Regions from separate parts of the Homo sapiens genome. Here region 1 is linked to region 2. A link is an interaction called in ENCODE POLR2A ChIA-PET data of the cell type or tissue named here. Cell type or tissue: Caco-2. All regions are shown on one strand. Links, peaks and the distances in the headings refer to the core of each region. The heading gives the core; the rest is flanking DNA.

Region 1 (5,383 bases), core at 97-5,096, 59 kb after region 2:
ATGCAAAACAAGCATGAATAGCGAAGACATACACACACTTTTATATATAGACACTTGTTTTATGACAAAGTTAGGAAAAAAGTTCTTTTCAATACATGAAGCTAGGTCAATTGGTTATCTATATGCCACGAATGAAAATAAGCCTTATCCAATTACACAGCAAGAGACATATACAAACAAATCAATCCCAGGTAGATTATCGTTTTAAAGTTTCCAGAAACAGGCCAGGCATGGTGGCCCACGCCTGTAAATCCCAGCACTTTGGGAGGCCGAGGCGGGCAGATCACCTGAGGTCAGAAGTTTGAGACCAACCTGACCAACATGGATGGTGAAGCCCCCGTCTCTACTAAAAATGCAAAAATTAGCCGGATGTGGTGGCACACACCTGTAATCCCAGCTACTCGTGAGGCTGAGGTAGGACAATCCCTTGAACCAGGGAGGCGGAGGTTGCAGTGAGCCGAGGTCGCACCACCGCACTCAAGCCTGGGCAACAAAAGCGAAACTCCATCTCAAAAAAACATGAGAATATCTTTATGCCCTCGGGATAGGGGAAGGTTCCTATAACAGGGCACAATGAACAATAAGAAAAAAGGTCCATAAAACGGACTGCATCAAAATTAATCACCACTGTTTATCAAAAAACACCATTAAGGAAGTGAAAAAGTAAAGTCACTCTCTAGAAGATTATATTCGCAATACATAGCAAAGAGATCATATCCAGCCTATATAGGGAATTACGTAAAAAGAAAAATGTAGACAACTCAATAAAAAATAAGCATGAAGCTTAATTAAACACTGTATGAGACACTACAGTTGATCCTTGAACGTGGCTTTGAAGTGCGTGGGTCCACTTATACGTGGATTTTCTTTTGTCTATGCTACCCTGGAGACAGCAAGACCAACCCCTTCTCTTCCCTCCTCCTCCGCCTAGTTAAGATAAATGTGATGAGGATAAACACCTTTATGATGATCCATTTCCACTTAATGAATAGTAAATATATTCTCTTATGATTTTGGTTTTTTTTTGAGATGGAGTCTCGCTCTGTCACCCAGACTGGAGTGCAGTGGTGCGATCTCGGCTCACTGCAACCTCTGCCTCCTGGGTTCAAGTGATTCTCCTGTCTCAGCCTCCCGAGCAGCAGGGATTACAGGGTCCCACCACCATGCCAGGCTAATTTTGTATTTTTAGTAGAGACAGGGTTTCACCATGTTGGCCAGGCTGGTCTCGAACTCCTGACCTTGTGATCCGCCGCACCCAATCCCTTATGATTTTCTTAATAAAATTTCCTTTTCTCAAGCTTATTCTAAGAATACAGCATATAATACATGTAACATACAAAATATGTGTTTATCAACTGTTTAATGTTACTGTTAAGGCTTCCACTGAACAGCATGCTATTGTTAATCAAGTTTTGGCGGAGTCAAAAGTTAAATGTGGATTTTTTTTACTGCACAAGAGTCAGTTATCCTAATTCCTATGTTATTCAATGGTCAACTATATTTAAATGGCAAAATTTTTGGTAAGTGCTAAATCCATTATGAATATCAGAAATGTAAATGAAAACCATAAGGTGGTAATACTATACACAATGGCTAGAATTTTTTCAACTCTCAATACCACATGTTGGCAAGAAAATGGAACAAATGGAACTCTCCTACAATGGTGATAGGAGTATATCATGATCCTTAAAGTAACCAACACTTTGGAAAGACGTATGGCATCATCTACCAAGGGTTAATAAATGCAAGCCCTGAGACCTAGAAGTTTCATTCCTAGGTATGTACCAAACAGAAATGCATAATTATAACACTGCCAGCAGCATTAGGTGCAGTAAGCAAAAACTGGAAACAAACAAAATAGAAATGTATTCATATTAATGAAACACTATAGTAACAAAAATAAAAGGCTATATGCAACATGAATCTAACAAACACAAGACTGAGTGAAAAAGGCCAGAGATTAAAGAATAATCCATGATTCCATTTATATAAAGATTGAAACACAGACAAAACCAACCATCTAGGGACTGTAGTGGTACTTTTTACAAAGTGTGATGGAATAGCAATTGGTAGTTAAGTAGCATGAAGACTGCTTTTGACCAGGGTGATACTTACACACAAGTGTGTTCCCTACATAATCCACTGCATTATACACTTACCATTTGTACCCTTTCTTAGGTATGTTTTGATTTCATAAAGTTATTTTTTAAAGCTCTCTTATAATAGTAGATGCATACTATTAAGCATTTATCAAAACCCGTAAGACCCATTGGATACAGAGTAAACTCTAATGTTAGTGATGGACTTTAATAATAACATATCAGTATGACTAATCCAAGTTGCTAATAGTGGAACCTTAGAGTTTTGGAGATGGGAGGTTCCTATAAAGCTCTTATATGGGAATGCTCTGTACTATAAGCTCAGTTTTCTTTTTCTTTTTTTTTCAGATGGAGTCTCGCTCTGTCGCCCAGGCTGGAGTGCAGTGGCACGATCTGCAACCTCCACCTCCCGGGTTCAAGCAATTCTCCTGCCTCAGCCTCCCGAGTAGCTGGGACTACAGGCGCGCGCCACCATGCCTGACTCATTTTTTATATTTTTGCTAGAGATGGGGTTTCACCATGTTGGCCAAGATGGTCTCAAACTCCTGACCTCATGATCTGCCTGCCTTGGCCTCCCAAAGTGCTGGGATTACAGGCGTGAACCACCATGCCTGACCTCAATTTTCTTTAAACCTAAAACTCTTCTAGAAAATAAAGTCTATCCGTTAAAAAAAAAAAAAAAAGGCAGCCACCACATGCTGACACTCATTTTACAACTCTCAGGCGTTAGGACTCTGTTCCTCTCACTACTTTGACTAGTCCACAAGGTTGGAAGCAGAATGGGTCACAGTGTTCACTGACAGAAGAAAAGCAGCACTTCTAAGGAGAATTAATGATGCTTCATAACTGCCCGTCCCCCTCACTGTCCCCTGGCTTTTACGTCAACTTGGAGGAGAGAGTCTCATGAACTGAATTGTACCCTCCCCAAAATTCATAAGTGAAAGCCCTGACCCTCAGTGTATTTGGAGATAGGGCCTTTAAGGAGATAATTGGTTAAGTGAGGTCATTAGAGTGGGGCTCTAATCCGACTAGTATCCCCCATAGGAAGAGGGACACCAGCGATGTCGGCCCACAGAGGAAGGACCACGTTAGGACACAGCAAGAAGACAGTCACCTGCAAGCCACTGAGAGAGAAGCTTCAAGAGAACAGAAATCAAACATATTGACCCTGGACTTCTAGCCGCCGGAACTGGGAGAAATAAATTTCTCCACCCAGTCTGTGGCATTACTGTCATAGTAGCCCACGATAAGAAATACATACTTGGTCTCTGCCCATGATTCCAGACACGGGGCACCTAAAACTCTTGTAGATTGGGGTATACAATCTTTTGCACTAATACGTGGTCTTTGAACCCGGTTCCTGACACAGAGCTCCTGAGACCTTTGTAATCTCCTGAGTAACAGGAGTGTCTGGTAACATAGAGGTGACCGTAGGGTGGGGCAGCACCTGGAGAGGGCATGGAAGCGCTCACATATGCATTCCCCCATGCATCTCTTCCACCTGGCTCTTCATCTAATAGGCTTTATAATAAGTAAACTATTTCCCTGAGTTCTGTGAGCTCTAGCAAATTAATCAAATCCACGGAGGGAGTCTTGACAATCCCCTCTTTGTAACAGGTTGGTCAAAAGTACAGGTCTGGCGAAGTCAGGGGCAGTCTTGTGGGACTGAGTCCTCAACCTGTGGGATCTGAAGCTTTCTCCAGGTAGATGATGCCAACATGTAATTGAATTGTAGGACACCCAGTTGTTGTCAGCTGGAAAACAGTTTGCGGATGGGAAGAAATCCAAATACATTCTGGTGACCAGAGATGAAGTGGTCAGTTGTGTGAAGAAGTTTTGGTTTTCCTATCTCAAACACAGCCCTAGCAATTAATACAGAGCATATGGGTAGGAAGGGAAACTATCTTTATGTTAATTTGGTTTTTTTTTTTTCCTCCATCCCTCTCCTTCACTGGCATAGAAGAAAACTGAAAACTCGAAAAGCACTCCGGAACGACCTAAATTGAAGTTTTTGGAAGATTGCCTACTAGCTACACAAATAGACTGTGAAAGGAAAATACAATCGACCCTTGAACAACATAGGGATTACGACTTAGGGTGGCAGTAGAGTGGCAGATGCAGAAGAAACTCCAAGTGTAGCCAGACAAGGTAGTGTGTGGATGCAGTCCCAGATACTCAGGAGGCAGAGATGGGAGGACTGTTTGAGCCCAGATGTTTGAGGCTGTAATGTGCTATGACTGTACACTGCACTCCAGCCTGGGCAACAGAGAGTGACCTCATCTCTTAAAAAAAAAAAAGTCAAATCCATGTGTATGTGGATCCACATGGGTCAAACTCACATTGTTCAAGGGTCAGCTGCAGTCTCTAGGATGGCATAATCTACTTGTGGATATAATGTATTCTTAGAACTTTCAAGAATATATTCTAACACAGATTACCATAGACAAGTTTCCATGGTCCATCACTACCATTTCTCTGAGAGAATAAATTCTCGCCCCAAGATCTCTGCCAGCCTCCATCACTGATAGTTTAATATAAAAAATACTTTTAAAAAGAATTTGTGCTTCCATGAAGTTACAAAAAATACAGTGAAAATATCGTTAAAGAAATTAAAAACAGAAAAAACAAAGAGAAATTAAAATGCTACATTAGAAAATACTCATTTATGCAAAATAAACCCCACTAAGGAATAAGAAAGGAATAAAAAGACGAGACATAAAAACAAAAAGTAAAACATTAGAGGTAAATGTAATTATATAAAAAATAACATTTTTATATAAACAATTCTGAGAATGTAGGAATAAACTTTCTCACACTTCTGACACCAGATGTGTGGGTGTCTCACCCCACATAACAAGCAATCAGTTCTGCAGTGTACACACCAGGTGGGTGTCCTCTAATTCATTTTAATTCCAAGACTATCTATATGAAGATAGTGTCAGATCTCATCAGTTTAGGGCTCAGTCCTGCAAGACTGCCCCCACTTTTTTTTTTTTTTTTTTTTGAGACGGAGTCTCACTCTGTCACCCAGGCTGGAGTGCAGTGGCACCATCTTGGCTCACTGCGAGCTCCGCCTCCCAGGTTCACGCCATTCTCCTGCCTCAGCCTCCTGAGTAGCTGGAACTACCGGTGCCCACCACCACGCCTGGCTAATTTTTTGTATTTTTAGTAGAGACAGGGTTTCACCATGTTAGCCAGGATGGTCTCGATCTCCTGACCTCGTGATCCACCCACCTCGGCCTCCCAAAGTGCTGGGATTACAGGCGTGAGCCACTGCGCCCAGC
Region 2 (5,383 bases), core at 285-5,284:
GTGGAGATTTTATCCATAGCTAACTAAAACATCCAAAAAGAAAACAAAACCACAAGTGGTTTGAAACTTAAGAATTTTCTTGGCCAGGCACGGTGGCTCATGCCTGTAATCCCAGCACTTTGGGAGGCCACGGCAGGTGGATCACTTGAGGTCAGGAGTTCAAGACCAGCCTGGCCAAGATGGTGAAATCTCGTCTCTACTAAAAATACAAAAATTAGCCGGGCGTGATGACAGGCACCTGTAATCCCAGCAACTCGGGAGGCTGAGGCAGAAGAATTGCTCCAACCTGGGAGGTGGAGGTTGCAGTGAGCCAAGATTGCACCACTGCATTCCAGCCTGGGCGACAGAGCGCGAGACTCCATCTAAAAAAAAAAAAAAAAAAAAAAAAAAAAGAGCAAAATTAACTTAAAAAGGCTGTCATTTGCCCTAAATGGGATGCGTACTTCACAGAGTGATAAGGAAATTCACCTCTGCATCTGCATATGTTACCTTGTCATTTTCAGGCACGATCTGCTTAAAAGAATTATTATCATTTGAAGTAGACACTGATTCTTCTTCAGCAAATTTGTGTCTTCTATTTTTTCATGTAGTCAATGATATTACTACAGCCTTCACCGGGGATGGTAAATGTTGATAAATATTTTGTGCAATTTATACATGCATCATTAGCTTCCTTGAGAAACTCAAAGTTCAGACTTAATTTTTCTTTTTCTTTCTTTTTTTTTTTTTTGAGATGGAGTCTCGCTCTGTCACCCAGGCTAGAGTGCAGTGGCTCGATCTCAGCTGCTGCAACCTCTGCCTCCCGGGTTCAAGCAATTCTCTGCCTCAGCCCCCCACGTAGCTGGGACTACAGGCACAGGCCACCACACCCAGCTAATTTATTTTTATTTTTATTATTTTTTTGAGACAGAGTCTCACTCTGTCGCCCAGGCTGGAGTGCAGTGGTGTGATCTCAGCTCACTGCAACCTCCACCTCCTAGGTTCAAGTGATTCTCCTGCCTCAGCCTCCCGAGTAGCGGGATTATAGGCATGTGCCACCATGCCTGGCTAATTTTTTTTATTTTTATTTTTAGTAGAGTTGGGGTTTCACTATATTGGCCAGGGTGGTCTCGAACTCCTGACCTTGTGATCTGCCTGCCTCGGACTCCCAAAGTGCTGGGATTACAGGCGTGAGCCACTGTGCCCAGCCTAATTTTTCCTTCTTTAAGAACTTTTGTGTCTGGGCACAGTGGCTCACACCTGTAATCCCAGCACTTTGGGAGGCTGAGGCTGGAGGATCGCTTGAGCTCAGGAGTTTGAGACCAGCCTGGGCAGCAAAGTAAGACCTCATCTCTACAAAAAATAAAAGTTAGCTGGGCATGGTTGTGAGCACCTGGGGTCCCAGCTACGCAGGAAGCTGAAGTAGGAGAATCACTTGAGCCCAGGAGGTCAAGGCTGCAGTGAGCTGTGATTGCACCACTGCACTCCAGCCTGGGCAACAGAGCAAGTCCCTGTCTTAAAAAAAAAAAAAAAAGAAAAGAAAAGAAAAGAAAAAGAAAGGAAAAAAAACCCACCAAAATAAATAAATAAAAACCCTACAAAAAGGCAAAAAAAAAAAACCTTAAAAAAAATATTATTGCAGCCGGGCGGGGTGGCTCATGCCTGTAATCCCAGCACTTTGGGAGGCTGAGGCAGGCGGATCACCGGAGGTCAGGAGTTCGAGACCAGCCTGGCCAACATGATGAAACCCCGTCTCTACTAAAACTACAAAAAATTAGCCGGGCATGGTGGTGGGTGCTTGTAGTCCCAGCTACTTGGGAGGCTGAGGTAGGAGAGTCGCTTGAACCCGCTAGGCGGAGGTTGCAGTGAGCTGAGATCATGCTGCTGCACTCCAGCCTGGGTGACAGAGCAAGACTCCCTCTCAAAACAAAAACAAAAAAAAACCTTATTCTTGCTGGAAGAGTCTATAGGAAAAAAATTAATGTAAGTATAATAAATAAATGGTTATAGATGTATACTATATATATATATTTATACAATATATAATGATAAAACCACTAAGCAAAAGTGTTGCAGGAGTTAAGGATGAGCCACCCCAAAATTGGCTGATGTGATGTACTGATTATTTCAAGCTGAAAGTACTTGAGAGACTGTAATTGCAGAAAGGGCTCTCTGACCTGTCCTTTCCTACATGTAGCAAGTCATAAAAATTCCTTTGAGGAGGAGGCCTTTCCGGTACCAGGGCAAGAAAATAACCCTTATCTCCAGGGACTGGGAACTGCCACTGAGCTGGACCTGTACAGATAAACTTACTTAATAAATCCTTATCTTCCACTAGGTTTACATCCCCCCATAAATCTCCTAGTGACTCCCCTAGAATTTACTGTCCCCAACCTGGATCCCTTTGTCCAGTCCTTTCTTCACAGATTTACCATTCTTTATCTAAAAAGTAGAAAAGCTTTCCGCTTTGGCCATTTCCTCAGGTGTTCACTCTCTTGTAAGTGTCCCTTTGTACAGGTAAAAATTAATAAAACTTGTGTGCTTTTCTTCTGTTAATCTGCCTTTGTCAATTTAATTCCTAGGCCCAACTAAAGATGCCACTTAAGAACTGAGATGGTTAGAGGTGATCTTTAAATTCCCCTGCTGTGTCGACCACTTTCTCTGTACAGCGGGCAGGACTGCCCGGCCTGTTTCCTCCTGTATTTCATATACAGATGTACCAACTGATCAGGAGCATCCAATACTTCTCCTGCCATCGCCTGAGATCTGCATGAATTCATTGTCCCAAGCCACCAGCACTGGAGCACACTTCATGTAACAGCAAGCACTCTGCCTCTGCCTGCAGTCCTTGAAAAGGAAGCTATTAGTTAAATGAGGTCTGGCAAGGATTGGGAAGGGAAGAAAGATTGTCTTTTCCATTTGAAATGAACCTGAACCTGGCACAGTGCCGCATGCCTGTAGTCCCAGGTACTTGGGAGGCTAAGGCAGGAAGATCACTTCAGCCCAGGACTTCAAGGCTAGCCTTGGCAATATAGTGAAACCCTATCTCTAAAAAATAGAGTGAGAGTGAGAGAGAGAGAGCTCACAGCACAAGTGCCTCACACACCACCAAATGAGACCATGATAGAAGCTAGAAGTGCAAAGTGCAAGTCTACCAAACCCATCCCAGCTAATTTTGATAACACTATTAACAATACCCTGTTTATGGTTTTTGTTTTTTTTTTTTTTTTTGAGACAGAGTCTGTCTCTGTCACCGAGGCTGGAGTGCAGTGGCGCATCTCTGCTTACTGCAAGGTCCGTCCCCTGGGTTCATGCCATTCTCCTGCCTCAGCCTCCCGAGTAGCTGAGACTGCAGGCACCCGCCACCATGCCCGGCCAATTTTTTTGTATTTTTAGTAGAGAAGGGATTTCACCGTGTTAGCCAGGATGGTCTCAATCTCCTGACCTCGTGATCTGCCCGCCTCGGTTTATGTTTTTTTAAAATGGGACAAGGGAAAGGTTTGCCGGTCCAAGGAAAACTTCTACCAATCCTCCCATTTACCTTTGGTTGTATAGAATATAGCAAAAATGAGTTTTGAGAGTAAGGATTTTATTCAACTTCATTTCACAAACATTTACTGAGCATCTTCTAAGAGTCAGGAGCAATATGAAGGCCCCCTACCCTAAAGGAGTTGACATTTCCTCAGGTGATGCAGACACTGCCTGAAAGCTATGACTGCAATCGGGTCCTGCTACCAGCATGAGTAAAGTGTAATAGGATCTCAGAAGTAGGGCTCAATTAATTCTCCCTGGAAGAGTTAGGAAATGCTTCACAGATGAGGTGATACTTGAGCTGGCCTTTGGAGTAAAGCGAGTAGGATTTTTTCCGTCAGCTGGAGAAGCAGTAAAAGGGTTTTCTAGATACAGGACACATACAACATGAGCAACATGAGCAGCTTGCACATTCTAGGGACTGGCAAGCTGATTTGAAGGAAAGTGAGAAGTTTCATACGGCTGGCACAAAACAAGTATATGACAGGAGCAAGAAGATGCAAGTAAAAATGGTTTGATCTATGGACATAAACAAAGACCAACCGAAAGAGAACAATCAAAGGCTATTTATCCAGAGCCTGCTACAGCAAGAGCGTCAGTCACAGTCACTTGTGTTTTGGCAAAGACTCAAAGGCAGGCAGAGGAGTGGGAAATTTTTATAGTGGAAAAAGAGAAGGTTTCAAGTATGCCCTGATAGCTGCCAGCTTTGCCTGTCACGGGACTCATGACTATAACCCCAGCACTTTAGGAGGCTGAGGCAGGAGGATTTCTTGACCCCAGGAGTTTGAGACCAGCCTGGGCAACACAGTGAGATCTCATCTCTACAAAAAATTAAAAATAAAATTAGCCAGGCTTGGTGGCAAATGCCTGTAGTCCCAGCAACTTGGGAGGTTGAGGTGGGAGGACTGCATGAGCCTGGGAGGCTGAGGATACAGTGAGCCATGATCGTGCCACTGCAACTCCAGCCAGGGTAACAGAGTGAGACCCTGTCTCAAGTAACTGCCAGCTTCTCTCATTTCTGTCCCAGCTTCCAATTTAGGACCCACAGGAGAAAGCCAAATATGCACCCCTAACCAATCCCATAGGATGCGCCTCTTCTAGTTAGCTGCCTACAGCTTCTCCAGGTCGACAGCGTCCAATCAGGGTAGACCTGAAACTTTTTGCTTTTTCCACTATCAAGTTTTCGCAGTCCTCTGCTTGACTTTGACTTTTTACCAAATGCACATGATGGTGGCTCTCTCTCTTGCTATATAGCAAGCTCTGATTAGATAGCCTTTATTTGTTCTCCTGTAGGTGGTCTTTATTTCCATACAATCAAGTCTAAGCTGCTACCTGGACTATCTCAAGCCTCCTAAATGGTCTCACTCTTCAACTCTTCTCTGATAAATAAGTTGATGCCAGTTATCTAAATCTTTCAAAGTATATAAAACATAGAGTTGATGATGAAAATTTTGCACTGTGTTTGTGCCTGCCATCTTCAGTGCCTCCATCCCTACTTCTGACTCTGTAGTGTATGCCCGGCTGATTTCCATGACAAGGTTTGCTCTGGCAGCCTGAACTGTAACACTCCCCCAGCAGTTCATAACCAGCTCCCTCACTCATCCTGTGGGTAAGTCTGGGTCATGCTCTCTACACTGAGTCCCAGGGTTCTGCAGCAAGATGCAGCTACAGTTGCTCACAGTGGCAGCTGGATTGATAGCTCACCCTTTTCTTAACTGCTTTTCCCTTCCATCCTTATCTCACGTCGCCAGTCCTCCACCAGTGTTTCCTGAGATCACCTCCCAGTGAATTATTAATACTTGCTTTCAAATCCTTTCTCAGGGTGTGTGTCTGTGGGAACCCAAGAGAATACAGCCAGAATTAGAAATAACTC

Evidence for each region. Peaks named below come from ENCODE experiments on the same cell type or tissue, not always from the same donor. Only the 100,000 strongest peaks of a DNase experiment are listed, where the experiment ranks them.
Region 1: POLR2A ChIA-PET joins it to region 2 with 6 read pairs; 8 of 35 experiments call an interaction of 5 or more read pairs at or near these places.

The regions. Positions count from the first base shown.
Region 1 is chr12:31,972,326-31,977,708 of GRCh38, reverse strand. The region is part of intron 3 of RESF1 (retroelement silencing factor 1); the gene reads right to left. Among named protein-coding and RNA genes, the nearest start is that of RESF1, 16 kb to the right of the region's middle. In Caco-2, for the core only: no CTCF peak of the experiment used is centred there; no DNase peak of the experiment used is centred there.
Region 2 is chr12:32,031,117-32,036,499 of GRCh38, reverse strand. No RefSeq gene overlaps it. Among named protein-coding and RNA genes, the nearest start is that of BICD1, 73 kb to the left of the region's middle. In Caco-2, for the core only: no CTCF peak of the experiment used is centred there; DNase peaks (open chromatin) are centred at 2,229 and 2,773.